Regions from separate parts of the Homo sapiens genome. Here region 1 is linked to region 2. A link is a loop called in an ENCODE intact Hi-C map of the cell type or tissue named here. Cell type or tissue: heart right ventricle. All regions are shown on one strand. Links, peaks and the distances in the headings refer to the core of each region. The heading gives the core; the rest is flanking DNA. Region 1 has its middle 64 kb from the start of LINC00929. Region 2 holds the start of LOC124903568 (a long non-coding RNA gene).

The links. A loop is a pair of places that touch in the nucleus more often than their neighbours do. Peaks named below come from ENCODE experiments on the same cell type or tissue, not always from the same donor. Only the 100,000 strongest peaks of a DNase experiment are listed, where the experiment ranks them.
Region 1: it touches region 2 in a loop (2.3-fold over the local background); 5 of 110 quality-filtered maps call a loop at or near these places.

Annotation. Positions count from the first base shown.
Region 1 is chr15:26,174,110-26,185,674 of GRCh38, reverse strand. No RefSeq gene overlaps it. Among named protein-coding and RNA genes, the nearest start is that of LINC00929, 64 kb to the right of the region's middle. RefSeq lists enhancers at 7,932-8,431, 8,432-8,933. In heart right ventricle, for the core only: a CTCF peak has its summit at 5,594 (motif pointing left); no DNase peak of the experiment used is centred there.
Region 2 is chr15:26,255,850-26,267,414 of GRCh38, reverse strand. LOC124903568 (a long non-coding RNA gene) reads right to left here and starts at 5,743. Exons shown (of 2, transcript XR_007064787.1): 1 at 5,440-5,743; 2 at 1,497-2,651. RefSeq lists an enhancer at 6,548-7,047. In heart right ventricle, for the core only: a CTCF peak has its summit at 6,691 (motif pointing right); DNase peaks (open chromatin) are centred at 5,264, 5,804 and 6,581; H3K4me3 peaks cover 1,608 bases; H3K27ac peaks cover 2,767 bases; H3K27me3 peaks cover 203 bases.

The DNA of each region.
Region 1 (11,565 bases), core at 1,642-9,641, 82 kb after region 2:
AGAAACAGTGCCTTGCTTACAAGAGAAAATCAATTTGAATGACAGCTTATTCCTCACGATAAGCCATGAAAGCAGCACACTTTTTTATGTGCTAAATGAAAAATATTTTCAATGTATAGTTCTATAGCCAGCAAAAAAAAAAAATGCCTCCCAAAATAAGCTTCATGTCAAGGATAATAGGGAATTTTGTTTATTTCTCCCTCATCTTAATCAAAGTCTCCATTTTATACCCTGGAATTAATCCCTTACTATAGTTAATGGCAATGGGAACAACCAGATTCTGTAGATAAAACCAACTGTTAGCCAAATGGATGTGTTTACTCAAGTCTTGTGGTCCAAACATGCCAATAATAAAACACCTTGACATTGGTACCTTTCCCAAGGGTGGAAATTACTTTAAAACCTGTTATTGTGTAGAATTATGCTGTATTTAATTTATATGATGTTAAATTTGCTTTTGTGAAAACTCATTTAGAAAACTTTTTATATCCTTTTTACTTCTGGAACTGTCACATACACACTTTCAAAATATAGCAGATGAGTAAACTGCGAACATCTTCAGCAGCTGGATTATCTACTTGAACTACATTGTAGAGCTTACTGCTCAAAGTCTAGTCCCTAGCCACATATGGTTATTTAAATTTAAGTAAAACTAAAATTTACTTGCTCAATCATACTGGTCACGTTTCAAGTGCTCAGTGTGGCCAATGGCTGACATATTGGGTGCACAGATAGAAAATATTTGTATCATCCTCAAAAGATCTATTGGCAGTGCTATTTCACTGGGCTATCTGGTTCCTTTTATTTCTTGGGTCATATTTCTCTTCTTAGAGCATAGGGTTTTTTTTTTACATGAATTATGCATTTTGGAATCTAATAATATCAGATTTTAGGTGTAAGTAAGTAATATATGATGTATTCATGTTACCATCATACAACAAATCCGCTTTTGCTTCAACATTTGCCATCTTTTCTCGGTCTCTCTCTCTGCCAGAAAAGTCCACCTGCCCACTGGAAATTTTGATATGAAGTGTCCAGTAAGTGCTTTTCATTGTACTTTCAGGAGGAAACCAAAATAAAGTCTTAAGAAATTTATGGTATAAAGTACATCGGTTTGGTTAAACTAGCTTTCCCTCAAAACATACATATACATACACAAAAGGTAAATAACATCATGCAAAATTCAAAGGTCCCCAAATTTTTCTGTGGGCTTTTATTTACATGTTAATAGCATTTTATTGAAAGGCTTGAGTGTTTCTCTTCTTGCTGTCTAAAATGCCTTCGTAGTGCTCTCATGCAATTGTTTAGAACCAGTTGCTATAGTTAGCACAAACTTAATTGAAAAATTATACATGACTACCCAAATAAGTAATGGGAAATAAAATTATTAAGATTAACTTCAATAATTAGTTGTGACTAGTTCCGCTATGTCAAGGAATGTTTTACTCAAGCAACAACATAAAATATTCATGAATTCTTAAAGATGGTGATGCTGGGTTTCTGGCATCAAATATAGCTGTATGGTTAGGAAATAGCTTCAAATGCAGCACACCCTCAGGCACAGTATCAGTGTGTGGATCATTACAAAGGGAACACTCTAGTGAATCTACAGAATCGAATCCAAGAAAGCTCTGCATTGGCTTCAGTAAATGGAGCCAATGCAGTAAATGGATGGCTTCCATCCACCAGTAAATGCAGAGGCCATGTTGACTTGCCCTCCTTACTTTTCCCCCAGTGTACTACCACTTAACTCCAGCAAAATGGATTCTCAATGACTTCTTTAATTGCTGCTCGAATTTCATTAGGTCTGTCGTCCCCAAGCTTTAGAGTGCTTATGTATCAGCTGCAGAGCTCACCAAAATGCAGATTCCTGAGCTGTATCTTAGAGATTCTAATTCATTCAGTCTGGGTAGGACCCAAGAATCTGCATTTTGGAAAGCACCGCCATGTCATTGGATGCAGATGTTCCATAAACCACCCTTTGAAAAGCATGAACCAAACTCTCCCTTTCTTCATTCATTCTCTAAGCTAAATTTTTAATCATTTTGCAACGGACAAGAGCATGAGTTAGGAAACTAGGCAGGTTTGGGTTAGAATCGTACATCTCTACCTAGTCTTATTAACCTTGGACAAATTACTTATTATTTTTAATATTGAGGTTTTCCCCTCATATTGTTGTAGTTGTATTTGTCTTTACCACTATCTTCAGTGGCCATCATCAGTTTAACAACGTGCACAGTTTCTATTAAGAATCTTATGGAGGCAGAATTTCTTCTAGGCAGCTGTGTGGCATCCTTTGAAATTAGCCTAGTAACCACTAGAGACACAGGTATTTTTTTTCTATAGCTTTAAAAAGTATTACTCTTTTTTTCTCTCTCTTACTTTTTCTCTTCTCTCTCTTTTTTTTTCCTTTCTTCCTTCCTTCCATTCTGATGTTTGTTGTTAAGACTATAATTTCTCCTATATTCCCCCAAATATCATAATCTAGCAACCTGCTAGATTCAAGTCAGAAATTTCATTTCTGGAGTTTTTCAAAGGTCCATAGTCTACCTTAGGGTTCATTGAACTAGGGTTATTTTATTGGCACAGATTTTTAAAGATTGTTAAAGTTAATGTGTTTTGACTTCTGCTCCTAGCATCTTCTTGGTGGTCCCATAAAAAGAAAACTGTCCTAAGTGACTCAACCACAGCTCAGAAACATCACATCTGCATCATTACATAAGAATACTTTCTGATGTATTTTTAAGCACTATATTCATAATGTCGGTCTTTAATTCAACTTGCATGCTGTGAAATTGGTCTGTTTTATATTTGTTGAACACTTCTTTTCATTTTATTTTTGCTTGAGTCCAGCAGTTAAATCATTTTTCCCATTTTTTATGGATTGACGTGTCAGGAAATTGAGTAATTCAGCTAATTAAAAGGTCTAAACCTCATCCCAGGTAATTGATTCACTAGAGAAAATGGAAGAAAGATGTGATATAGATAGCAATGCATTCTTGATACTCTTTTGGTCTCTTTTTATTGATTCAGCACATAGTTGTGAAATTCTAATCTGTCTGAGTCACCTGGCTCAGTGGGTTCTTCCTGAGTGCATGCACATATGTGTAGATTACATACATACAACTGTCACATCAGATTCCAACTATGAGAGTAGTACGAGGTTAATCAACTTGTATTCTTTCCTCTATTTTTATAAAAAGCCAGAGAAAACACTGGGAAAATGGCTAGGCAGGCCTGAGGTACAATGGGTTTATGACTCGTTCTTATATGTGTGTAACAGGGTCTCACTGTCACCCAGGCTGGTGTGGTCATAGGTCACTGCAGCTTCGACCTGCTGCGCTGAAGCCTCCTGAGTAGCTGGAACTATAGGTGTGCACCTCCACACCTGGCTTTTTTTTTTTTTAATTTTTTTTTTACAGAGATTGGGGTCTCACTTTGTTGCCCAGGCTGGTGTCAAACTCCTGGGCTCAAGTGATCCTCCAACTTCAGCCTCTCAAAGTGCTAGGATTACACATGTAAGCCACTGCACCTGGCCCCATTTTTTATATATACTGAGCAACTGGCTTCATAAGAAGAAAATCCAGGACCTTGTGTCCTGACCAAAATAAATTAATAACAAATTTTAAACCAGCAACACATTTTTTCTTTTTCAATGAATTACATGGACATTGATATATTCATTATTTCATTTTTATCCTTGTTTTTAACCTTTACTTATTTCTTTTTTTAAGCTTTATTGGGGGTATAACTAATATATAAAATTGTACATATCTAATGTATACAATTTGATGAGTTTGGATATATGCTGTCTGTGATCTCATCACCACAATCAAGATATTAAATATATCCATCACCTCCCAAAGTTTCCTTGTGTTCGTGTGTATATGTGTGTGTGCATGTGTGCATGTATGTATATATGTGTGTATGTGTGAGCGTGTGTGTATATGTGTATGTGCGTGTGTGTATATATGTGTGTATGTGTGTTGACGTATGTATATATGTGTGTATGTTTGTAGTAAGAACACTTAGCATAAGATCTATCCTCTGAACATATTTTCAAGTGTTAACTATCTGCACTATGCTGTACAGTAGTTCTCTAGGACTTACACATCTTGCATGACTGAAACTTTATATCCATTTTCTTTTTCTTTTTTAGGAATTTCAAAATGCTGTATTTGTATTCATTTCTAAGTACCTGGATGATGCCATACTCCAACTTTATGCGGTAATAAAAAAGAACCCATCCAGATATCTGTTCCATCAGTGAAGGCCATTTGATAAAAAAAAGTTCATATCAGTCATACCGGTAAGAGAAATACTGGTATATAAGGAGATAAGTGAAAGAAAGTATTTATAAAACAAGAAAATCTGTCATGAACTTGAGCAGACTTCAGCACACACTGTGTCATGCTAATTTGTGATGAAATATAATAGAAATTTTAAGGCAAAGGACAAAGTAATTTGATCCAGGTCTTGTGTTCGAATGTTCCCTGATCGATGCAACAGAAAAAAAATATTAAACACTAATCAAGGAAATTTGTTTAGGTGTGTGATAATGATATTGTAATTATGTTTTGATTTACTTTTATTTTTATTGAAGTATATTTGACAACTGTATATATTTAAGGTATACAATTTGATCATTTGATGTACAGATACATTGTGAAATAATCACCACAAACATGTTAATTAACATATCCATCATCTCACATAGTTACCTTTTTTCTTTTTGGGTGAGAAGCTTAAGATCTGTCCTCTTAGCAAATTTGAAGTATACAGTAAGGTATCATTAACCATAGTCACTTTGCTGTGCATTAGGCTTCCAGGTTGTATTCATCTTGCTAACTGAAATTTGTGCCCCTTGACCAACATTTTCCCATTTCCCCCAATAACAAATATTTCATTTTTTAATCAACAAATTTGAACATGTTTTATGTTGCAATTAGAAACAATTGAAACAAAAGCCCTCCTCTCTGGGGCTCTGGTCTGAGAGACAGAATATAAAAGTTACAATGTCACATAAGGAGAACAGCATGAAATCTGTAGTGCAGCCTGGATTTCGGACATCTTGGTATTCAATTTCTCATGCCAGGCATTTGGCACTGCTGGGTGTTTGCTACACCTGAACTCAATTCTTGTCACCATCTTCCTGGACTCTGAAACTTGTTCCTCCTTGGTGAGTTCAAAGACAACCCTTTCTTTGAGGCCTTCCCTCATCCTTCTTCCTTTATCAACTCCATGTTACCCTCAACTTTTCTCAAGACAAAATCAGTCATTCCCTTCCCTGAGCTCCCCAAATACTTAGAACGCACCTCTGAATAGCGGCGCCCCATTTTAAGACAGGTGTGGCTTATGTTTGTTCCTCTGATTTGACTACGACCTCTGGGAAGGCAGGGTCCAGCCACTCCATGCGCTTGCAGATCCTCTGGTCCTCCATGGGTACTCAAATACATGTCCTGGGTTGTGCTGACTCAAACAGGAGGAGAGACATCGCCCCCAGGCTGCTGCGCACCCTGTGTCTGCCCCAGCTCGCCTGCTCCCTGTCTCTCTCAGGCACCACTGGGTGGTTTTGTAGCAAGGAATAATAACAGGCAGCCCTCTTGTGGATGAGCCTGAGATTAACCAGTTCTTTTTTTGTGAAAGTTAGGTAAGGTGTGATCATACAATGCCTTGACCTGCTCCACTTCCCCAGGACTGTCCCACCTTTGTGTTTCAGGTATTTCAGCACTGACGCCTCACAAGAACATGGGATGTCACCCTCAAAGCCTGTATCTGTGAGCTTGGCAGGTTTCTGAGCTTTAAGACAAATAAAATGTTTTGGCCACAAGCACATATTTATGTGGTCTGGCCCAGCTGTGATATTGGGTAAACAGCAACTTTGGTGATGAGTCAGTCCATGGACCTGTCCCATGCATGATGCGAACCTGTGCCATGCATGCAGTGAACCTGCACAATGCACTACATGAATCTGTGTGATGCATGAAGTGAAACTGTGCAGTGCTGATGTGAATCTGTGCAATGCATGGAGTGAACCCGTGCAACGCATTATGTGAATCTGTGTAATGCATGCATGGAGTGGACCTGTGCCATGCATGGTGTGGACCTGTGCCATGCACGAAGTTCCATGTGTTTTTAAACCCAGCTCCAGCCAAAGTTATGTGTTATAAATTATTCCAGATTAAATTGAAATAAATATCAAATGTCAACAGAGAACCCCATCCACTGGACCAAACCTTCCCTAAAACACAACATAGATGAGTTCCAATGTGTTCTGTCAGCCTCATAACTACCCCTGTCAGGTAATTTATAATGCAATTCAAGAAGCTGTGTGCCGTTTCCTTACCTTTTAGGCCTCTTTTTCCCCTTTGGAATATCTCACCTTTTTAAACCACAGGAATAAAACTATGGTTAGAAATGATTAAATTTTAACTTACACATTCTGAGCATGGCTCAGTGTGTAAAGGAAAATCGCTTCACATTTTGGGCAGTAAAGCGAATCTGAAGTATGTCACACGAGTAATTGTCTCCTAGGAGACCCAAGCGCACATCATTGCCATGGAGACCACCTCGGTAGGCCCTCTCTGCTTGAAATGATTAGCATGGATCATCAGCTGGGGTTTGTTTTCGGGGAGGAAAGGCTATAAATACATGGCCAAGCCTTACAAACTATGACAAGTCGTGTGCTCGAGCATGGGCTTGGGATGCAGAGATTTCCAAGTCCAGCTCTGGCATCGCAGGGGAGGACCTCATGGACTGTATCCCTAACACACCGCTTGCACGTGAGAACAGACAGGAGCAGTCAGCACCAGGGGAGAGGGCAGGCAGCCAGCGATCCAGGAGGGGGGCTCCTCCGAAAGCCAGGCTGGGGAAGACTCTCCCCAGAAGCAGCCAGCAGCCGTTCCCTCGTTTGCCTTGCCTGACCTATGCCTCTCCCTGAGTGTTTCCAAAGGGCGGCAGCCGCAGGAGAGGGCCAGTGTTCCCGAGTTGGCTAGAGGAAGAAAAAAGCGTGCCATGGGAAAAATCTATTCTGTTAGCAATTTTGAAATATACGATACATTACTATTAACTGTGGTCACCATGCAAAGCAATAGATTACTAATGCTTACTCGTCCAGTCTAACTGGAGCTTTGTACACTCGGGTCAGCATCTCTTCTCATCCCCCTCCGTCCCCCCAGCCTATGGTAATCACCTTTCTACTCTCCGCTTCCATGAGTTGAGTCTTTTCAGATTGCGTATTTAAGTGAGATTATATAGTATTTGTTTTTCTTTGCCTGGCTCTTTTCACTTAAAATAATGCCTCCAGTTCTATCCCTGTTGCCACGAATGACAGAATTTCCTTCCCTTTTAACGCTGTACGTAATCCATTGTAAGGTGGTGAGGTGATATCTTAATTAGTTTGACTGAATATTTTTAAAATGTATACATAGATCAAAATAGATACAATTAGTATTTGTCAATTAAATTAATTTTAAAAGGAAGACAAAAATGCACAGTGTTCTGTTTTTCACCTAGATTCCCTGAAACTCATTTTTGACATAATAGCAGCAAAATTGCCATGAGAACAGCTTTAGCCATCATGTTCATTGCTGTACCCAGCTACTGAACCCCTCCTGTTTCAGAAACAGGTGCAGCGCTAGGTGCTGGCGCTGTGAGCTCAGGAGCCGGGGGAGGCTCCACCTCTACCCTCAGCCAGTGGCTTTTGTTTCAGGGATTGCCAGTGCATGTGGCACACCCAGCTGCATAGAGAGAATGGGAGAGGTCAAGGAAATATTTTGAAGACGTGGTTCACTAACAGCCAGAGGATGAAAAGGAAAAGGAAAAAAATGGCTGAAAAGATAAGTGTCAGAGTGTTGCTCACTCTGTGGCAGGTGGGCCTATGAAATCCTCTTGACTGGGACTTAAGTTTTATACACAACACTGGGAAACGTGTTTTCTGAGAACGCTGTTTTAACTGATGGGAGTCTGGAGGTGATGATATCTGAACATCATGCTTTTTAACCCTCTTATATTTTATTTATTAAGTGAAGTCTTAATATTTCTTCCACTTTTCTTGGGCTCCTAAGAGCACTTTTCCAAGCGTGCAGGGCTCTGCTCTTTGAGAGCTCTGATGTTGGCCACTCCCCCGTGGCACTCTGCAGGCTGTTACAGCCACGCTGATTCCACGGCATTTAGTGAGTGCTGGTTTCCATTAGTGGGCCTGACTTCTCGGGGGTCAGTGGTGCAGACAACTGCTTCGCAGCTGGCTTGGAGGCTCCTGGTGGGAAAGGCCTGGGTGTGACTTAACTTCGTGCACTTCTTTGATTCATTCATCCATGCAAAAAACAGTCCACCAAGCACTGAAGTGTCAAGCATTGGATGAGACTGGCAGCTCCCTGGGAGAGAGGCAGCAAAGTCAAGGAGCAAATGATCTGAGGCACAGGGCAGATAGCCGGCTGCACTCTGGCCATGACGCTGAGAGAGACACTGCTAGAGCAGGGGGCCTGTCACAGCTGGACATTCAGGGAGAGCTGCACTGAAGGACAGCAGGCATTTAGCCCTGCAAAGAGACGAGGGAAAACCCCAAAGCATCCAGTCTAGGGGAAGAGACAGTGGAAAGCCCAGGGGCGACATGGGTGGGGACTGTCCTAGAACTCCAGGCAGGCCAGCATGGCAGAGGTTAGTAAGGGAAAGTGTGGGCGGGTCCCACGTCATAAGACCTGCTTGCGGGCTTTGATGGCAATCTGTGTGGAACGCAGAGCCCCTGAAGGGCCTTCAGCACGGGATCATGGTGGCACTGGAGTTTCCAAAAAGGCACTTTTTTGAAGAGGTTGGAGGGAGGTGGGAATCGAACCCGTTCAGAAGAGATGGCTGTGGCTTGACTGCGGTTGCGCTAGGCTATGGGATATCCTTCCTTGGTGCAGCTGTAATCAGGCCCCAGAAATCGGGAGAAGATGGTTAGAACGCAGGCAAAAGTGGCATCATCATCACACCAACCACTTTGGGTTACTGGCTTTGAGGAAGCCAGGATCTCTGAAACTGGGAAAGAGTATTACCGAGGAGCACTCCTATGCCCCTATAAACTCATGTGCTGCAAATTGGTCACCAGTGTGCCCTAAGCATGTATCCCCTCATCGTTCAGGAAGATGCGGGTGAGGGGTGTCTGCGGCTGCTTCAGCCCCCTCCTCTACCATTAGACACAAGCAGCCTCGTCCATCCAGCCCAGCGTGCTGCACAAATGCATCTCCTGCTGTAAGTGCATGATGGGAGAAAAGCCAGGAACACAGAAGAATCTGCCCAAAATGGTTTTTGAAGTCTGTCCTCAGGAGATAATCTCAGGGACGTAAGAGGGTTCCATGTGCAAATAAGTTACGGAACCTTTGGCAGAATGCTGCACGCTACATCTTCTGTTCACCTTTGGGGATTTATAATGCAGCAGCTTACCAGTGACTCAGAAGAGGCCCTCAGTGAGAAGCCCATTTCCAATGTCCTTTAACTTAAGATTTCTCAGACATATTTGACCATGGGGCAAGGTTCTTTTTAAACATAATACCTATTAATATTTCATAGTGGAAACATTAAGAAATGCCATCATAAACTGGGCGCAGTGGCACACACCTGTAATTCCAGCTACTCTCAAGGCTGAGGTAGGAGGATTGCTTGAGGCTCGGAGTTCAAGGCTAGCCTCAGCAACATAGCAAGACTCTGTCTCTAAAAATAAAAAATAATTTAGAAAAAGAAATGTCATTATGGGTTTTCCTAGATTAAGATGGGTGGAGGGCTTTTGAAGGAGTAGAACAGAGAAAACTGGAATCACTGAAAAAAAATGAAGCAGCCAGGATGAATGCTTATACAAAATCTGCATGTATAAACAGATTCATTCCTTTAAATATATGCATTTTCAAAGCACGTTCACTCCTGATGCCTTTTATTCTCACAAGTGTGAGGCAGGTGGTGTTGGGGCTCAGAAACTAGTAACCCTAGTAACCCAAAATACATGCTGATATGCTGAACTGAGGAAGCCTCAAGGACTCTCACCTTAACCCCCTCCGCAACGGTCTCCACCAAGGAAGCTGAATTCCTTTATCTGCGTAAGATCCAGACCCACCAAGGAGAACAAGTATCTTTCCTTCCCCTCCCTGTTATCTCATTTTCTGTTGCAGAAAAGAGGACCAAGATGTGACCACACCTGAACGCACCCTTTTAGGAATATAATGACTATCTCCAAGGGTCATTTAAATACCAGACAGAACTATTTACAAGTTAATCTTCTTTCCTGGATTCAGTCAGTCTCCCTAGCAATTATTTATTACAGCCCAATAGAATTCCTCCTCTCTCCACTGCCATAAGCTGTTTTATCAGGATCCAAGCCCCCTTTTTGGAACTATCCCCACAGGGTTGACAATAATTGCATTACAAGTTCTAGGCCGGGCAAGGTGGCTCACACCTGTAATCCCAGCACTTTGGGAGGCCGAGGCAGGCAGATGATGAGGTCAGGAGATCCAGACCATCCTGGCTAACACGGTGAAACCTTATCTCTACTAAAAATACAAAAAGATTAGCGGGCGTGGTGGCGGGCACCTGTAGTCCCAGCTGCTGGGGAGGCTGAGGCAGGAGAATGGCGTGAACCTGGGAGGCGGAGTTTGCAGTGAGCAGAGATTGCGCCACTGCACTCCAGCCTGGGCAACAGAGCGAGACTCTGTCTCAAAAAACAAAAACAAAACAAAAAAAGAATTGCATTACAGATTCTAGACAGAAATATGGTTTTTGTCCTGCAAAAGGAAAATAAAATCTCAGGACTCCAAACTCACTATGCCTAAAGGAAATGTTAAACTTGGAAACTGAGTCATGAAAAAAAAATCTGCCTTTGCTTTTGTTCCTAAGCCAAGTTTTCCTCAGGTGGCCTCCCTTGCTTTGACAATGTAAATTAACAGTTTATCCTCATGGGTACGGGATAAGATGAGACTAGAAATTGTCCCTCCTCCCATTCCCTGACCAATGCATATTTGACTTATTCCTCAACTCTAGGTTGACTTTATCTGATGTAAAGTGCAGATTTACTGAGCATAAGCCGAATGCATAATTGACTCTTCCTCTACCCCATGCTTTTCACAGGCAATGTGTGGCTTCAGTGAGCACTAATCAAATCCTCATGAGAATGTGACCATACCCTCCCTCTTTTATTTTCTTTCCTCCTTCCCTTCCTGCCTTGTTTTTTCCCCCTTCAAATGTTGTAAACTTCAAAACTCTCTTTGGAAAATGTATGGGCCATAGATCCTACTGTGGCTTGTGTCTCTTTTTCCTGGATGTGTCCTCAACCTCGGCAAAGTAAACCTCTAAATTGATTGAGACCTGTTTCCGATACTTTTTTTTTGGTTTACTGCCGCTACACTGGAAAATAGTTTCATCAACGAAATAGCATCGTCCTCAGCACAGATGGTAAGTGCTGTCTGCTTGAAGAATGCCTCGCTTATTCATTTGAGGTGGTGGTGACCAAGTGCAGTCAAAGCCTTGATCTGATTTGATTTAAGCAGCTAGAAATAATCATGGCTGTCCTTCACGGCAACTAGAGGGGAGATTGTAATT
Region 2 (11,565 bases), core at 1,846-9,845:
ACTGTCTTCCACAATGGTTGAACTAGTTTACAGTCCCAACAACAGTGTAAAAGTGTTCCTATTTCTCCACATCCTCTCCAGCACCTGTTGTTTCCTGACTTTTTAATGATCGCCATTCTAACTGGTGTGAGATGGTATCTCATTGTGGTTTTGATTTGCATTTCTCGAAGCAGAGGTTTTCTTATTTGTTTTTGGTTGGTTTGGTTTTGTCCCCAGGGCCCAGGGTACACTGAATTGTTGAGGTAGACATAAACAAGCTGTTACCTATCTGTCTCTTTCTCCTCTTTCACAAGTTTTACACCGACTTTTTAGGGCTCATTCTCTGATTGTCTTTTATAACAGAATTGTACTCCATATCTGATGATTCGGGCTCCAAGTATCCCAACTTAGTTACTTCTGGGTCTGCAACTCCTGGACACTGGTTGAAGGACCTCCTGTTTTCCTTGGGTTGCTTGGTAACAACAGTGAATGATCAGTGTTTTTGAAGTGAATTATGTATTACTGCTCTAATCAACACCTAAAAGAATGCCTAAACCTTCCAGGCACTCTGGAGAAATAGTCAATACTTTCTACTTATCCTTTGGAAGGAATTCCTCCTCTTGTCCTTGAATATTTATAATGATGGTTAGTATTTTATTACATATTCTACATGTAATAGTGAATATATCACAGCATTCAGAGAAATGTTGTTTCAATTTACCTCCAGCCTTGAAGGGTTTTGCTTTGTTTTGTTATTTTATTTTAGTTTTTGAGATGGAGTCTCACTCTGTCGCCCAGGCTGGAGTACAATGGCATGATCTTGGCTCACTGCAACCTCTGCCTCCCATGTTCAAGAAATTCTCCTGCCTCAGCCTCCCAAGTAGCTGGGACTACAGGCATGTGCCACCACATCCAGCTAATTTTTGTATTTTTTAGTAGAGACAGGGTTTCACCAAGTTGGCCAGGCTGGTCTCGAACTCCTGACCTCAAGTGATCCACCTGCCTCGGCCTCCCAAAGTGCTGGAATTACAGGCGTGAGCCACCACGCTAGGCCTGAAGGTTTTTTTTTCTCTACTTTTGCAAGAGATTAGATACAATTCAAAAGTAATGCAGCAGAAATTCGATAACTCGTTTGGGCCAAAACATTGCTTTATTTGTGGGTCTGCACCTTTATGGAAATTGTTGTAATGTAAAAAAGTATTCAACCCACCCATCTGTTGCTACCAAGTCAATTTTCATAACTGTGTACTAAAGGGTATTTATTGTCTTTGTGTATTTAATTTTCTTTATTATATTTGTACTTATTTTTCTTTATTACATTTTCTTCTGAACTATATATTTCCTTTATCTATGATGATCTGTTTAGTTTTATAATTATAATTTTATAATTGCCTAGGTGATTTGTAAGCATGTTCAAGGATGCAGAGATCTTCTTTCCCTAAGGTCAACTGCAAAGAAAGGAAACCAGGCAATAATAATAACAACAGAGGAAGGTATGAGAAGAATCAGTGAAGTAATTAGAAAACAAATTTGCTTATTATTGCAAAAAAAGAATTATTGCTAAGATACATGAGATCAATAACAATGGTTACAAAAGGGATTGAGATGGAAGCAAGATTTCTTTTTCTTGTGGTTGTGAGGTTGACAACTTATTTTCAAATGAGTCAAAACAAACATTGAGATGGATAGGTAGATGAGAGGTGACTGGCAGATAGGCAATAGATTCATAGAGTATAGATAACAGATAGATGGAGATAGATGTTTACTAAACAAACAGAAGAGTGATAGATGGTGGCTATATAAAGCCAGTGTGGCAACATTCATAACAGTGAGGTAACACTTGACATGAGAAAAAGGCAAAACATCAGATGAAATAGACTATCTTAAACCTCGTATCATAAATTTCTAAACCATAAACGTTTCTTCAGAGAGACTTCAAGTTTATGTGGTGTGTATAAAGTATTTCTAACACACTCTTTTCTTAAAAAAAAACAACAACAACAAAAAAAACACTGTAAATAACAGAAAGAATAACAACCAGCATAGAAACCATGACTTCATGTTCAATGAGCGGAGACAAATATTAGGTGAGAAAGGCTAAATTCCTAAGAGGGTGAAGGAGGAAGTCTTCAAAGTAGTGGTCACACAGAGGCTGGGGTCTACAGCGACTGTGCAAATCCCCCAGCGGGTAAGGGAGGAGGAAGGTGGCTGGCTGGTGGTACAATGCAGGGATGCAGTGCGGATGTGAAAGGTATGGTGTGTTTGGGGCTACGATCAGACATGGAGGGCTGTAAGTCATGATGGGTTAAGGTTGTACATTTTCTGTCAGTGATGAAAAACTGCTGTGTATTAGATGGTAAGGGCATGACTGCACTTATCTCTGGAGAGAGCTCACTGGCTGCAGGAGAAAGCTGAGTTAGAAGATGTTGAAAGAGGCCATCCACATGGTGTCCATCCACACGGTGGTCAACATGCAGGGCTCTGGGGGCCCTGACTCAGTGATGGTTTGGCCTCAGAGTCAGGCCTTGAGGACAGAAGCGGCTTGTCTTGCCAGCCACCAAATTCCCCATGCCCAGCACTCTGCCCGGCATGAATTTCCAAAATCTCTTGTTTCGGTGACTGGAATGACCGGAGTGCCCTTTTCCAAAGCAGGAAATAGATGAGAAAGTGCCCTGAGGTAGAAAATACAGAAGTGAGATTGATTTAGGGGTGAAAAACAGAGTCAGGTCTCGGAGAAAAGGCTCGTCATGCTTGGTAACGCTGGTGAGAACCTGGAATTGTTTGTTAGTGTTGTTGTGTGTGTGTTTTGGTCACGTAAATGTCTATAATCAGAATGTCTACACTGATATTGTGTCTTTTAAGATAAATAGTTCATACCCCCAATGGTAATGGTACCCAAAAGTTAATGCCCAATGGGGGTATTAACTTTTAATTTTGTACTGAACCTAATTGCTGTGCTTCAGAAGATCAAGGAGGAAAAGAAGAATCACTAGATCAGTGGTTCTCCATGTGAGCTGCTCCTTTGAATTATCTGAGGCTCTTCACAAATAATAATGGTGCCCAGCACACACCTCCAGGCCCCGGTTATAGCAGAATGTCTGGGGTTGGGGGGATCCTGGAGTCAAGCTCCCCAGGTGATTACAATTGCAACCAAGAGAATGAGCCTTTGTACAACAGTAAAAACAGGGGCTATTCAAAAGTAGAAACATTTTTTTAACTTTCATTAATGTAATCATTTCATTAATTCTTCTAGTAAAATATAGAGCCTTAATTTGGAGGCATTCCTGATAATTTAAAAATTATTGTTCTTCATACATTTATGTTAACTCAAAAATTAAATGAAATCCATTGCTTGAGTTTGACTCCTACGAGCCACATTGGGAAATGACTGAGTTGGAGTAAAAGCAATGAACCTTGGTTGAACTGAAGGGAGTCCACCTGTCTCTAGTAATCAACTGTATATAATATGAATAGGTGCTGCTACTAAGTTCTCTAAATACTTAGTGTTTTTTACAAATTCTCTAAGTACTTTTTGCTAGACCTCAGATTCACTGTCTGAAAAATAAGGTAGCTGGACATTAAGATTTCTAGATGAAATCTAGAAATAGATTTTATTTTATTTCTTTGTCATCTCTTAATTTTAAAGAAAACGTGTAATATATTTTTCATTCATTCTATTCATATTTGAATTTCTGAGTAAAGCTGCCATATATATGTATAACAAAAATAGTCATATTGAAATATTCATTTCAAAAGCTATCCTTAATTTAAGGCCTAGTGCCATTTTGATACCATTTTATACATCATTCTTAGAAAATACATTTCTGTATGACCTACATATGTATCTATATTGATATATTCATTATATTTTACATATGCACACACATACACACACACATATATATGTGCTTATCCAAGCATTGGATGTGCTTATCTTTGACAAAATCAATAATTCCTATTTGTTTACATGTCAAGCTTGGGGAATTATGAAGCACTGGAGCTTATACTTGGAACTCAACTTGTGTAGAACTAAGTTCTGCATATTCAGCTTTCTAAAGCCCTCATTTGGCACCTCCACCTCCTTTCAGGTCTCCACCCCCTTTCTAATGTTGTAACTTGTGCATTGATCTCCATCTGTCTTCATCTGAGAGACCTGCAGATATACGAGGGCTAGAGGAAAGGAGTCATCAATATCAGCTGTGGGTCAACATCTCCATCATCAACTTAAAACTGATTGGATGAATACATCAGGATAAGGCAGCGAGTTCTAGACACACCACAGACAGAAAAAGGTTGACCCAAGTCTTCTTGTATGAAGGGTTCTGCTCCTAAGTGTAAACCATGCCCTGGAGGACGTCAGGGCCAGCTGGTACCATCCACCTCTCCCTCCCACCAGACACTGCCCCTCCATCCTGCTGTGGGAGTCTGCAGAGGGACTCCCAAAGTGACAGTGCTTCAGCAGCCTCAAGCAGCAGGACCCTGAATTACAGCTTAGAGAAGACAGCCTTAGGGAGAACACTTCGGGCCCCATCAACGACGCCCTTGGGGAATCTGTGGGTGATTCCTCCACAGGCCCTGACCCGAAGGCTTCTGTGCTGACTTCCTTTCCTATACACATACGTCAACTTTCAACCTATTCCACACCCACTGCTTTTAAGAATAGACAACTAATGGAAGGTGAATTCCCATTGCAATCCATACGTGTATTGAATTTTCATGATTCAAATACACACTTTATCTTTGCAATTTCTCTTATTTCTCTACAATAATGTCATTAGTCCTAAAAACTACTAATGATACAATGCCTATAAATGAACTTAAAATTCAGAGTATAATTATGACTAGAAAGCAAACAATATAGAACACGATTGCAAGAATATTTCCAGCCCAGTGTAAGAGTTATTTTGATGTGCTGTTTCATTTTATTACATTAGCTATTTCCCTACTATCGAGCCTTTGTCTTTTCCCAACAATTGATGCTGAACCTTAATCCCACTGAAGTAAATGGAATAGTGTCCCCGCAAGTTCATGTTTTCCCAGAACCTCAAAATGTGACTTTATTGGAATAGAGCCTTGCAGATGTAATTATTTAAGATGTATTTATCTCAAGATGAAATCATCTTGGATTTAGAGTACATTCTAAATCCTGTGGTGTCTTTGTAAAAGGATACGGAGGTTTGAGAGACACACAGAGAAGGCTGTGTGAACACAGTAACAGAGACAGAGGTAAGAATGCCACGTCGACAGCCAGGGGTGTCCAAGGACTGCCAGCAGCCAGCGGATGCCAGCAAAGAGGCATGGAACTGATTGTCCTGCAGAGCCTCCAGAAGGAGCCAACCCTGACACCACCTTGATTTTGGACTTACGACCTCCTGAACTGTGAGAGAATAAATATGTGTTGTTTGAAGCCATCCAGTTGGTTATAATGTGTACAGCAGCCACAGGAAATTATGCACTTACCTTTCGGAATCAGTGTCATCAGACAGGCAGGGTGCTGGCATGCGGGTCCTGTCTGCCTTGCTGCACTGACTGCTAGGTGCCCCTCCCGCCACCCTTTGAGTGGCACGCTGACACTCAAAAATTCCCAGAGATGCCCTTTGAGATCGTCAAAGTTCAGATACTGGAAAGAGACAGACAGTTCTACAAGTGGCTGTAAACTGTTCATTCTTGTCTAGGACTTCCACTCTCCATAACCATCCTTCCGCTCCTCTGCTTAGCTGTGGGTCATGCTGAACCTAGAGGAGCTAGCACCAGCCCCAGAGTTCTCAGATTCCCCAGAGCCTGACTGATGTTTTCATCTCTGCACAGGCCCACTGTGTCTGCACCTCCCTCCTCGTGTGACATCTCACACCACCGTCCCCGCCAGCTCGGCATTCCTCTCATAGCCTGGATCTGTTATACTCATGGGTCATAGCAAAGCTCTCTTCTCAGATCTCCAAATTTGGCTCTGGACACATGAAGGCCAGGATTTTGCCATTATGGCCTCTGAAAAGGGTGATTGAAACTAAAAATTGAGCAATGGATTTTTTGTTTCTATAGGTGGTATCTGCCCTCTCTTAGAAGTGATAAATGCTGTTGATATGGTGGGTGGGAGGCTGCAGGGTGACCTGCTTTACTGTAAATTGAAAATACACTAGCTAATCATTTTTCAAGACATTATCTAACTACACAGCCTTCCATCATTCACTGATTCTGTTTTCAAGTAACTACTGTGTACCAGACCCTAGAGGTGATGGGAGCATTCTTGACTTCAGGAACCTCATGGTAAACAAATGTCATGAGCATGGCAATAGTGATTACAATGCACGGTAACAAGGTCTTCACAGGTATATGCACTGGCTCTGCTACAAGCTTTTTGGGGAGCAAAAGTCCTCCAGCTTTCTGCAGCCCCGCTGCCAGCCTGTCCCCATCACTTTTATAGCGCGAGCTTTTATAACCAGGGGTAGTATATAACAATTTAACCAGGGACATGAGCACGAGTATCCACAAAGCGATGACCAGTCAGCGTGGAAACGGCCGTAAACAACCCATGCTCGCCCTGCCCCACCCTGGCTGTTTTCTCACTTGGACTATTTGGAGACCTCTTTAGCAGTCATTGCAGGGCGGGGGTGGGGGTGCTGGTCATTACTCCCTGAAACCCCTCTTTCTCCGTAGGAGGTGAAGGACAGCGATGCTCTGCCCAACACAAGGCCTGTTGCGCTTCGTGACCTCCAGGGGGAGCCCAAGGCTCTTCCCCAGAGAAGAACTGCACTTGAAGACAGCTCTGGTGTTCAGGAGGAGGGGGTCCTCCTGGCCTTCTTATGGGAAGTTGCGTGTTTCAGGGAAGACAAATAGAGGCTCTCTCTGTGCCCACCACGTTTGGCAGCCAAGGAGGCCCCTTCTCTTTGGACCATTTCCCTTCCTGCAGCAGTTGGTCTCTGAGGCCACTGCCCTTGCTGCCCGTGGTGGAACGCATGCTCTCAGGCAGCTTTTCTGGACCTCACTTCTGCTGCTCCTGGGAAGTGCCCTCTCATAGGGTTGCCAGATAAAATATGGGATGCCCAATTGAATCTGAATTCAAGATAAGTAGCAATAACGCTTTGGTATCAGTGGGTCCCAGATGTTGCATGGGCGATACCACCTCTGGGTGCCTACACAGTGGGGCTGGGCCCCCCCATTGACTTCGCCCAACACTTGGGATCCTGCCTGGCGCTGGGAGCCAGAGCTTGTCTAGATGCACTGTCTATCATGACCAAGTCAGTACTAGGATGTTTCTGGACCCCAGCTTGGTCCTGGTGAAGCTCCATGATGACAACCTGCCTTCTGCTAACCACTCTGCTCACTTTGCAATCTCTAATCCGTTTTGTGGATCCAGTCTCAAGCCACGCCACTGGGCCTGAGGGAAAGAGTGGAGTGGTGGTCTCAAGATGAACACACAACAGACCCGAGACTTAGTTCCATCTTGTGAAAGCCTGTTCTAGAGGGGTTGAGAAATAGAGTTGTCGTGGTTGTTTTTAATGCCTGGAATGCATCAGGTTTAATTTAAAGATCAAAAATACAGTTATATTTTACATTCTTAAATCCTGAAGAAAAATGTGCTCTACCCAATTGCTTTCAGCTATGACTGCAAGTGGTGACATTCTGCTGGTGGCATTCAGAGTTCTATCTTTGAATGCCATGGTAATCACTTGCTTCCCTTCAAGTCTGTCGTGTCTGGCATGAAATTTAAGAATTTAAAATACCAGATCAGCAGGCTCACACCCAACAGACATGGCACATCTAAATATGCAGTTAATGACTACCCAAGGGGGCTATTTCAATGTAAAAAGTGAGGCAAGTAGTGACTGACAGTAAGACAAAAACAAAAACAAATTAAAAATCTAAACTAGATAAACTAGAAATAAGTACTTTAACAGAATGGTACTAGTGTTCAAGGTTATAGATCAGAAATTTGATCACCATTGTTCTACTCTTTGCTTCTAGGATATCAACTTTAAGAATTTTTTTTTTTTTAGATTCTACATATAAGTGAGATCCTGCAGTATTTGTCTTTCTGTGACTGGGAAGGGGGATGGGGAGGACAGAGAGAGGTTGACAAATGGATACAAAGTTACAGTTAGGAGGAAGAAGTTCTGGTATCTTATTGCATAGTTGGATGAGAATGATTAACAGTAAGATACCATAGATTACAAAATAGCTGAAGAGAGACTTTTGAATGTTCCCACCACCAAGAAATGACAAATGCAGGCCGGGCGCCGTGGCTCACGCCTGTAATCCCAGCACTTTGGGAGGCCAAGGTGGGTGGATCACGAGGTCAGGAGATCGAGACCATCCTGGCTAACACGGTGAAACCTCGTCTCTACTAAAAACACAAAAATTAGCTGGGTGTGGTGGCACATGCCTGTAATCCCAGCTACTCAGCAGGCTGAGGCAGGAGAATCGTTTGAACCAGGGAGTCAGAGGTTTCAGTGAGCTGAGATCACGCCACAGCACTCCAGCCTGGTGACGGAGTGAGACTCTGTCTCAAAAAAAAAAAAAAAAAAAAAAAAAGGACAAATGCATGAAGCGATGGACATGCTAAATACTCTGATTTAATCCTTATACAACGTATATATGTATTGGAACATCAAATTAGAGCCCATAAATATGTACAATAACAATGTATCAATTAAACAATTAATCAATTAATTAAGAAACAAATTTGAGATTCCCCTACTTATGATGTGCACAGGTTGGATAAATTCAGCTCTCTCTGGCTTGCTCAGGGAAGATGCCCAACCAGATCAAGAATCTTCAGGCAGCCCTCAGCTCCAAGGATGTGAAGCATCGGGCAAGCTCTGGGAGAAGGAGTTCTGCTGCCTTGATTGTTTTGCACCATCCCCAGTATGCACATGGCACAGAGTAGATGCTCAATTAGTGTTTGTTGAATTAATCCATTGACTTAAATTTAAAAGTGGAAGGCTGGGCATGGTGGCTCACGCCTGTACTCCCAGCACTTTGTGAGGCCGAGATGGGCGGATCATGAGGTCAGGAGATCGAGACCATCCTGGCTAACATGGTGAAACCCCATCTCTACTAAAAATACCAAAAATTAGCCAGGCGTGGTGGTGGGCGCCTGTAGTCCCAGCTACTCAGGAGGCTGAGGCAGGAGAATGGCATGAACCCAGGAGGCGGAGCTTGCAGTGAGCCGAGATCATACCACTGCACTCCAGCCTGGGTGACAGAGTGAGACTCCATCTCAAAAAAAAAAAAAAAGTGGAAGATTATACACACAAACACACACACACACATATATATATGGAAAAATCTTCCCCCCAGTGTTGATTACAAAATCAACTCTAATAAATAGGTGAATTTGGCATCTCTCCTTTCTGCAACTTCCTTCTATCCATTGACTTCATGCATATTGAGTAAAATATAATAATATGCCTCTAATGTAGACATGGCCAGAAATCCGTTCTGGAAAATTGCTGGTACTTTCAACATTTTGCACAATCATTATGAGCTTGAGAATCAGGGTACACCTGCATTCTAACGATGTTCCAACCCTCACTCATAGCTAAATGTACAAATATTAAGTCATTCTCTAATTTGGAAAGAGCAAAGTCTCATATTTAGCAGGTCTATTTCTGATACTGCACACATAGAGTAGTTTCAGGTATAGCCAGTGATTAAATAGAATCTGGGAAGTAATTTAGCAATGCTGCAGGAAAGTGGCAGATGAAAAATAATGTGAGCAAGAGCAAAATAACACATCTAGAAAAAGAAAAAGAAGCTTAAGCTATTTTCGTAAGATTCTGAGCTTTATGAACTTTCAGCTAGGATCCAAGAAATGGACCTATCATTCACTATAAACCATTTACTGAAGACATTATTTAAATGTGTTGCTGCTGCTACCAGAAAGGTCAGCCAAAATGTTCTAATTCAATAGGAAGGACTGGAAACAATCCAGAAAGGATTACTTCCCTATGTGCAAAATCATGGCATGTCTTACACCCCAGTTGTGCCGTTGCCTGAAGTTCTAGTTGCTGGAGAACAAGAATGTTCTAGCAGGACCAGAATCAGCTCGAATAAAGGAAGCTGAAATAATTTTTATGATGGAGACACTTGTTAGAGGACAGAAACAATCTCTTTTACATTGTGTGATAAATAATAATAAGAGGTTGGCCAGGTGCAGCGGCTCATGCTTGCAATCTCAACATATTGGGAGGCTCGGGTGGGAGGATAGCTTGAGGCCAGGAGTTTGAGAATAGCCTGGGCAACATAGTGAGACTTCTTCTCTACAAAAAAAAAAAAAAAAAAAAAATTAGCCAGGCTGCTAGCCTGTGCCTGTGGTCTTAGCTACTCAGGAGGCTGAGGCAGAAAGACTGCTTGAGCCAAGGAATTGGAGGCTGCAGTGAGCTATGATCATGCCACTGAATTCCACCCTGGGCAACTGAGCGAGATGCTGTCTTTAAAAAAAAAAAAGAAAGAAAGAAAGGAAAAAAGAAGAAATAAAACTGAAATTTAGAAAAGTAAAAATTGGACCTCAACCATGCCTTTGGAGTTCCATGTACATGTTTAGGAGAGATGAATAATGATATTAATTTACAAAACAAAAGAAAAATTATCTTATTAACTTAAGTAGTGGTAAAGTTGGAAAATCTAAAGTTCTAAAAGACTTGAGAGAAATACACCTCTTATAATTTGAGTTTATTGAAAACAAATACTATTTGGAAAGATATTTTGAATGAAACAACATTCCTGCAAAATGCTTCACCCCGGAGGCAATAAGCAAACCCAGTGCCCAGACACTGGTTCCTTACACCATACTTCAATACACGGAATCAGGGTGCCATGAAGAAATGGCTGATTCTAGGGTTGGGGCAGGGAATATACAATATGAGCCTAGAGCATCTTATAGTATCAGAAAGCAAACAAGTGCTCAAAAATCAAACGATGGGCTTATGAAGGGGACACAAGAGCCAACTGAAAGAGCTCCCAATGGCCAAAGCTGGAACAATTTGAGAAATAAAATAAGTAACATTGTACTGGATTATAACCTGGAGCATAAAATAAATATCCATGAGTGCATACTGGTATAAATACATGATTGCATACACAAATAAGTAGGGGAGAATAGGCAATTCTCCATGTAAAAGAATTCCAAATAATTTTATGTAGCTATTATTTCCTCCAAGAGGTGAAGCATAGCTCCACAGCCTTAAGTGTGGGCTTCTTTCCAAAGTGATTTCCAAAATAATTTCCTTCCAAAGAGCACAGCATAGGAAGAGGGAAAACAAAGTAATTTTACAGTGGAGAAATCTGATGTCTACTGCTTCAGCCAGATGATCAAAGTGAGCATCCGCAGTGATGTTGATTGTATGCACCTCTGATATGATATAATTAATATGGCACTTTCCCTCCATGGTCTTCTTCCCAAGAACCCATAAACTCAATGGGAAAAATACCTGACAAACTCAAACTAAGGAAAATTCTACAAAATAGCCAATACATCTCAAAACTGTCAAGCCCATCAAAAGCAAGACACTGTAGCCAAGAGGAGCCTGAGAAAACGACTAAATGCAATGTAGGATCCTGGATGGAATCCTGGAACAGAAAAAGATG